2 separate regions of the Mus musculus genome follow, and region 1 is linked to region 2. The links are chromatin contacts, found by Hi-C or POLR2A ChIA-PET in ENCODE. All regions are on one chromosome and are shown on one strand. The core of a region is the stretch at or near the end of the contact, and the rest is flanking DNA. Distances in the headings are between cores, read along the strand shown. Region 1 holds the start of Usp10 (ubiquitin specific peptidase 10). Region 2 holds the start of Osgin1 (oxidative stress induced growth inhibitor 1).

Evidence for each region. Hi-C counts contacts between places; a loop is a spot of excess contacts on that map. ChIA-PET counts read pairs that join two places held with the same protein, here RNA polymerase II (POLR2A).
Region 1: a loop to region 2 is called in a map of v-Abl transformed pro-B cells, with 2.4 times the contacts of the local background. The contact joins the promoter of Usp10 here to the promoter of Osgin1 in region 2. A Hi-C loop is called at or near these places in 2 of 37 maps with a recorded cell type or tissue (regulatory T cell and v-Abl transformed pro-B cells). POLR2A ChIA-PET finds 5 or more read pairs at or near these places in 1 of 5 experiments (Patski).

The regions. Positions count from the first base shown.
Region 1 is chr8:119,907,773-119,911,719 of GRCm38, forward strand. Usp10 (ubiquitin specific peptidase 10) reads left to right here and starts at 2,588. Exons shown (of 14, transcript NM_009462.2): 1 at 2,588-3,167. The coding sequence starts at 3,147.
Region 2 is chr8:119,435,257-119,439,053 of GRCm38, forward strand. It overlaps Osgin1 (oxidative stress induced growth inhibitor 1), which reads left to right and starts at 1,891. Exons shown (of 6, transcript NM_027950.2): 1 at 1,891-2,037.

The DNA of each region.
Region 1 (3,947 bases), core at 1,338-3,837, 470 kb after region 2:
CAGGATAACCCTGAACTCCTGGTCCTCCTGCCTCTACCTCTGGAGTATTGGGCTCTCAAGCTGGGTTGCCACCATGCCTAGTGTAGGTGGTGCTTTTATAGATGCTGGGCAATTGCTCTACCAAGGGAACTCCAGTCCCGTTCTCCCCCACCTGTCTGCTGTCTCTCCTGTCCTTGCCTATATTCCCTTCTAGAGACCCTTGTGACACCATGGGACCCACTTGGAATGACCCTGTTCGCATTCCTCAGCACCATCCCATCTGCAAGGGTTTCATCGTCTAAGTCACGTCTCCAGGTATTTTGGGACTCAGCTGTGTTCAGGTCTTTACAAAGGGGTTAATCACATCTGATGTGAAAGAGACACAGAAAGCTTAGGGAGCCTGTCTGAGTCAACACAACCATCTCTCGAGGAACCCGGCTTGAACCTCCAGGCAGGCTGCTAAGCATGGTGTGGGTCCATTGTGAGGCAGGGGGAAGGAGAAAGTTAAGGTTACAGTATGGGTGTGGGCAGCCTGACTCCTGGGGATCTAGTCTGTGTTTCCTGTTGGCTGGGAGTTACGAAACTGAGACTGATAAAGCCAAGGTTACCTGTAGGGGTAAAGGTGGTTTTCCTCAGGACACCGCCACCAATGATGCTAAATGCAATAAAGCATTCCTACTTGGAGCCAGGACGTTTGTGACCCTGAGCCTAACCCTAGTAGCACTCCCATTCCCCACCCCTCTTTTGTTTTTTCTGAGATGGGGTTTCTCTGTATAACCCTGGCTGTCTTGGAACTTGTTCTGTAGACCAGGCTGGCCTCAAAGATATCCACCTGCCTCTATCGATGGAGTGCTAAAATTAAAGGTGTGTGCCACCGCACCTGGCCCAATATCCTGACCTGAACAACCAACTTGATAAAACCACCTGACTTGGTTTTATTTACCAAAGGAAATTATCATTTTCTGAAACAAAAAGTCTTGAGTCTTGATATCTGAGCCATTCTGGTCTGGATTTTTTTTTTCTTGAGACAGGGTTTCTCTGTGTAGCCCTGGCTGTCCTGGACCTCACTTTGTAGACCAGGCTGGCCTCGAACTCAGAAATCTGCCTGCCTCTGCCTCCCGAGTGCTGGGATTAAAGGCGTGCATAACCACGCCTGTCTCTGGTCTGGATTTTATCAGAGACCTGCCTGCCTCTGTTTCAGCCATCTGAGATTAAAGGTGTGTGCAATCAAGAGGGCCAAAAGAAAATTCTCAGGAGAAAGAAACCATTGAACCAACTCGTAGAGTTTTGCTTTGCTTTGCTTTGTTTGCTTTGTGGAGCCAGAGTTCGGAGTATGAAGCGTAGCCCTGTACTAGGGAAGTAGGGGCGGGAGATACAGGAGTTTCAGTTCATCCTTGGCTGCTAGAAAGTTTGAAGCCAATGTGCATGGGGCGCACGCCTTTAATCCCAGCCCTTGGGAGGCAGAGGCAGGCAGATTTCTGAGTTCGAGACCAGCCTAGTCTGCCAAGTGAGTTTCAGGACAGCTGGGGCTTTACAGGGAAACCCTGTCTTGAAAAACGAAAGAAAGAAAGAAAGAAAGAAAGAAAGAAAGAAAGAAAGAAAGAAAGAAAGAAAGAAAGGAAGGAAGGAAGGAAGGAAGGAAGGAAGGAAGGAAGGAAGGAAGGAAGGAAGAGAAAGAGAGAAAGTAAGTTTGAAGCCAGTGCGCATGGTGGTGCCCACCTTTAATCCCAGCATTTGGGAGGCAGAGGCAGGTGCATTTCTTAGTTTTAGGCCAGCCTGGTCTACAAAGTGAGTTCCAGGACAGCCAGGGCTACACAGAGAAACCCTGTCTTGAAAAACCAAAAAAAAAAAAAAAAAAAAAAGAAAAGAAAGTTTGAAGCCAATTTTTGCTACATGTGTAGCACAGCAAAGAAAAACAAAACCAAGACACCTGAGGGCAACTCTCTGGAGCAGCTGTGCCCACACTTGAACATTATCCTTTTCCTTCTTGTCTCTAGATCCTAAACTCAGTCCTACCCGTGTACCCTCTCTCACCTCTACTTAATAAACTTGCCAACTTTGCCCCACAGGGGCTTGTCATAAAATTCTTTCCTGGCCCGGCAGTGGTGTACACCTTTAATCCCTAATCCCTGCACGCTGGAAGCAGAGATAGGCAGATCTCAGAACTCAAGGCCGGCCTGGTCTACAGCTGGGAGTAGGAGGTTTAGTAAGGTTTTTTGTTTGTTTTTATTATTATTATTGCCTATATGGCTGAGTCAAGAACTTTCCCGTGTGTATACACTTGCGTGTGTGCAATAACTAACACCTACTGAGTCTCTACCCTTTGCAGAATGTGCTAAGTCATCAACATGACTATCCACCCCCCACCCCGAGACAGAGCTACCTTACGTAGCTGTGTGTGACCTGGAACTTGCTATGTAGACTGGTCTGCAATTCATAGATGATCGTCCTACCTCTGCAGTCTATATACTGAGCTCACAGGAGTACAATTCCTGGATTAACGAGTTCTTTCTAAAATTGTTTATTTTGCGTGTGCCCCTTTGTATGTCAGAAGACAGTCTGTAGTTGGTTTTCCCCTGGCGTCATGTGGATCCAGAGAATGGAACTCATTTGGTCCTCAAGGGTACAGGAGGCAGGGCTCCGTTACCCGCTGAGTCATCTCACTAGCTCCTTCAACGTTTACTTTTATGTTTTACAAAGAAAAAAAAAATCTTTTTTTCCCCAATGCCAGGTAAAACAAGCTAGTGAAGAGAATGAAGAGTGAAGGAATGAATGAATGAACGAACGGTCAGAAGAGCGCGCTCCATAGGGTAAGGGATCCTTGGAGATCTCCAGCGGAGATCCCAGGGCGGAGCTCAGGCGGACCCAGCGCAGTAACCACTCCGGAACTCCACCTTGCAGCCCCAGGGTGCCTGGCCAGCTCCATCCTCACGCCCTCGCCTGGAGCAGCCGCCCTCGGCGCGCTGGGGACAGAAGGGTCGCCGGCCCGGGGCGCACGCCCACCTGTCGCGCGCAGGCGCAGAACGCCGCCTGGCTCTCCCGCGGCGCAGTCAGTGCGCAGGCGCGGCGGCCGCTGCGAGTGTGTCTGTGCGGCGAGAAGATGGCGGCGACGGGAGACGCGGCGTGAGAAGCCGGAGCAGCACCGAACCTCATTGAGACGGGCCGCCATGGCCCTCCACAACCCACAGGTAGCGCGGGCCGTGTCTGGGCTGGGAGGTCTGGGCCACGGGACGGCCTCGGGGCGACGATCGCGAGGTGCGCGGCGGGCGAGCGGTGGGGGAGGCGCCGGCACGCTGCCGGCCTAGGCCCGCGCCGCGCCCCTCAGTGCCGCGCTTCCCCGGCTTCGGAGGCCGCCCGAATCTCCCCGAGAGCGCCCGAGCCGCCCCGAGAGTGTCCGAGCCGCCCCGAGAACGCCCGAGGCCGCAGGGAAGGCCTCCGCGTGCCCGGCCCGCAGCCGCCGAGTCCCGGGCGACGCTCTGGCCCAGCGCCGCCGGGGACCTGGCCCCTGGCCTCGGGAATTCTATTGCAAAGAAAACCGGGAAGCGCCGGGGCGGCATACTCCGGTTTGCCCGAGACTGACACCTTTTGCACGGTGTCCGAGCCCGGGCTGGGTCGGGGCCCGGCAGGCCGGATTGCCTGCTGTGTTTTCTGTGCCCGGAGCTGCTCCTGCAGCCCCTCTCCTAAGATGCACTTAGGACGAGTGAGAAGTCAGCACGTGGTGCCGCTTCTCCGGGCTGCGACTCTCGGGAAACTAAGAAGTAAAATTGCCTTTTTGAGGATGGTAGGTGGATGTATGTACAAGGCAGGTGAGGTCGGTCTGGTGAGGCCACCTTTGAAGAACGATCGTCTTTTTATTTGATCTTTCTCTTGGTCCACGATCGCCTCTAACTTAAGTTTTTTTTTTTCCCTATCTCAGCCTGGTGCGTTGCAGGCAAGAGCCACCATGTGCTTTTGAAAGGTTTTAGTAA
Region 2 (3,797 bases), core at 641-3,140:
TAAACGAAGCCTCTAAGGGTACCTCAGCACTAAAGGGAGTGTCTCAGCAGAAGAGCTAAACCCAAGGCAGCTCCCATTCAGGCTAGGGAAAGCTGCCCAGCCTAGTGGAAAAGGGACATGCAGAATGCATGGTCCTTGTTTTAAAAGAAATGACCAAGAATGTTAAGGAGACACCAGAGCATTAAACCAAGATTCTGACCACAAAGCCCTAAGCAAAAATTGCAGCCCAGGATCCCCCAGGGGAGCAGTAGCTTCTAGGACCAGATCCTTGAGCCGTGCCTGACCTTTCCCTTAAACCCAGGTCAGCAGCCAGCCTTGCCCACTCTGCCTCCTAACTACTCACCCCAGGATGGCGTCCCTCTTCACCCACCCCTGCAGGATGTGCCCCTCCGCCAGTTTATGGTGCACTAGGTACTCCCCGGGGAACAGACTCTCCCATTGAGACTGCTGGCACAGACTAGGGCTCAGGGGTTCCGTGTGTTTAGCAGTCCTGGGGACTGAAGCCAGGGCTTTGAGCATGTTGGGCAAGTGTTCTCCACTGAGCCATCTCCCAGCCCCGAGCCCAGGGTTTGAACATATCAGTGCACAATGGTACTTGGCCTTCAACCTAGGGTCTCATGCAATGCTAGGCACAGGTTCTACTGATCTATTCCCCAAAACCTATATGCGGTATTTTGAATAATCATTCTTTTAATCCAAGAAAAACAAAATATCATTTTTTAAATCAAAATGCTGTGCTAGCAGCCAAGACTCTTGCAGCCGAAGGATGTTCCACGAGGTGGGCCCAAGGACCCCGTCTTTCTTTACAACTCTGAAGTTTTCTTTTTCTGGAATTTGTATTCTTTACTTAATTTTTTTTCTTTAGAAAATTGTACCAAAGTGTCACTTTGTTTAATGAGTTCCTTTTTTTTTTTTAAAGAATTGTTTATGTAATATATATGAGTGTTCTGTCTTCAGACATACCAGAAGAGGGCATCAAATCCCATTACAGATGGTTGTGAGCCACCATGTGGTTGCTGAGAATTGAACTCAGAATCTCTGGAAGAGCAGCCAGTGCTCTTAATCGCTGAGTAGTCTCTTGGGTACTTAGAGTGAGAGCCTGACACTCCCCCCCCACCGCCCCTCCCCAGTTCTGGTCCTGGTGGTAGAGTGACAGCTGATCAGGACAGGAACAATGGCCACCAAGGTGAGTGCACCGACCTAAACCACTGCCCAACTTCCTTCTCTTGAGCCAAGGCTCCATATGGAAAAGCGCTATTCCAGACCCAGTGTGCAGTAAGGGATGTCTCCCTAGGACCCAGCTTCCGTTCACGGACCACAAGAACCGGCCAGCAGACTGGCGTGACCCCCTACAGGAAGAGAAGTCTATAAGGACCAGGGAGGACGGACACACACTCACATGCGCATGCACGCACACATGAGGGAGTCCAACTCAACCCCACTTTTCAGATGGGGAAACTGAGGTTTGTTCAGAGTCTCCAACCAGGAAGTCGCTGAGTGGGAGTTGTCGGGGTTGACCAGTGACTGAGGGTTTTTTCTGCACACACCCGTGTCCCCTCTCCCCACACGCTGGGGTGGGAAGTGAGTGGAAGATCAGAGCTTTCTGGAGTTCAGAAGCCAGCTGGCCAGCTATTTCTCAGAAGCCTACCACTCACTGGTAAGGAAGAGACCTAGTGGTCTCTTTCAAGATTCCCTAGTTCCTCCTTCAAACTGAACCCGGGAAGGGAGGAACTGGCCAGCAGGGGCCCTTTAAGACTGGCCAGGGCCAAGTTCATTCACCCAGGGGCCCCTGCTGACTCACGCTTATGAAAGTGATTTTCCTGGTCCCGCCCCTGCCTCCGCCTCCTCCCTGCCCCGCTGTGAAATACCCCTGCTAGCCTTGGGCCTCGCACAGCCTCTGGGATCCCCAGGGCTAATGGGCATCCTGTTCTTGCAGCAGGGCACCGTGACAAAGTCTCTCACCGTGTGACCAAGTTCCTCTGAGTGTCCAGACAACCCAGGCTCACCAGCTCCCTCCAGCTATCTACCATCCATCAGGTGAGTGGTCCGGGCAAGGCTGTGGGTGGGAAACAATAGCTATGGGGCAAGGGTGGGCAGACGGGGGTCAGGAAAGCCGGGGTGTACACTGACTGGTCCTGAGGAGGACTCTGGGAGTCCTCCCTGCACCTCCAGCGATGGCCATGGTTAAGTGTCTGGGACACTCTCCCCCAGCGGCCCCTGGCTTAGCAGCCTAATCCTAACTCGTGAAATAGCTGTTCCGGCAGGAAGGAGCATGGGTAGCCTTGCTCCTTCGAGGCACCAATGGCCACTGTGTCTCCAGCCTGGCGAGGTGCTCCAGTGGGTCCTAGGTACCAGGCTCAGACAAGCACAGCCGAGGGTTCCTGGGTACTCGGTTTACGGAAGGTGCGGTGGAGAAAGTGGTGGACCGTGGAGGTTGGGCCATCAGGCACCCTTGGGCCCAGGTGGAGCAGGCACTTGGAACGAGGGTTCACTGTGACTAAGGCCAGGTAACACTTGGCTGACTGCACACTTCCTCCTGCCCCAGGGCTTTGTGTCACTAGCAGCTGTCACTGCTACCTGTTGCTTTATTTGGGAATGGAGGGGAAAGGATCCCAAACGAGGCTGTCTAGGACCTAGACGAGATGTCCCCTCCCCTTCCATTTTCCCCAACCTCAGTTTCATTCATGAAGTGGGGATAAGAAACCCCCAGCTCTTGGGGGTGGTGGTGGCATTTTTAGAGACAAATGGTATATGGTTCCCAGCCCTCCCTGGCATGACGATTTCATAACCTTAGAAATGTCTGCAGTGTTACACCAGGGCAACTATCGCCACTTCTGAGAAACTCATTTTTTATGTGCTCATACCTGTGGGGTCAGAGGTCGATGGCTAGCGTCTTCCTCAGTCACTGTCCACACCTTCTTTTTCATTCTATTATCACTATCATTATTATTATTATTGCTAGAGAGAGCACAAGAACACGTGTAGAAATCAGACAGCCACCCCTCCCCCCCCCCCCCGCCAGGAGTCAGGGGTCAGGGGTCAGCTTTCTCCTTCCATCTTTATGTGAGTGCTGCCTGCCCATAAGTCACTGCCCTTGTACAACAAGTTACCTGCAGGGCCACTTCCCTCCAGGCTTCCCTCTCCTGGACTGAACCTGGAGCCTGTCATTCAGCTCTCTGGCGGGTGATCTCCAGGGGCCCTCCTGTGTTTGTCTCTCCAGACCTAGGATTACAGACATCTGCTTTTGACAGGAGTGTGGAGAATCTGAACTCAGTTCCTCACGGTTAGGCAAGCACTTTACCCACGGAGCCATCTCCCTGGCCCCTTAAATCAACAACTTGAGAACGTTATTTTTTTTTTCTATCAGCATTGCCCAACCAGAGAGACTCCGAAATATGCCAGTACTTTTAAAAACTGGTTATTCTAGCCTGGAGGTGGTGGCAGCTTTCTCTTGTAATATGAGTGGTTGGGAGGTGCAGGCAGGAGGGTCAGCAGTTCAAGGCCTGCCAAGGCTTATTCTAGTTTCAAGCCAGCCTGGACTACATGAGACCCTGTCTTAAACAAAATGAGCAGCTTACCCCAATTCTACAAACTGAGGCCCCTGGGTGGAACTGCAGGTTGGAAGAAGCCGTTTTGCCTTATAAACTAGTAGCAGGTACTTGTGGGTGGTTGTGAGGGTGAACAGCTTGGGGGCGTGTGACTTCTGGGGGGTGGTCAGGCTTGGCGGTGACCTCATGTGTATGGTACCCAGCAAGCAGCTCTAGGTGACACTTGTGCCAGCTGCGAGAGGGACCTGG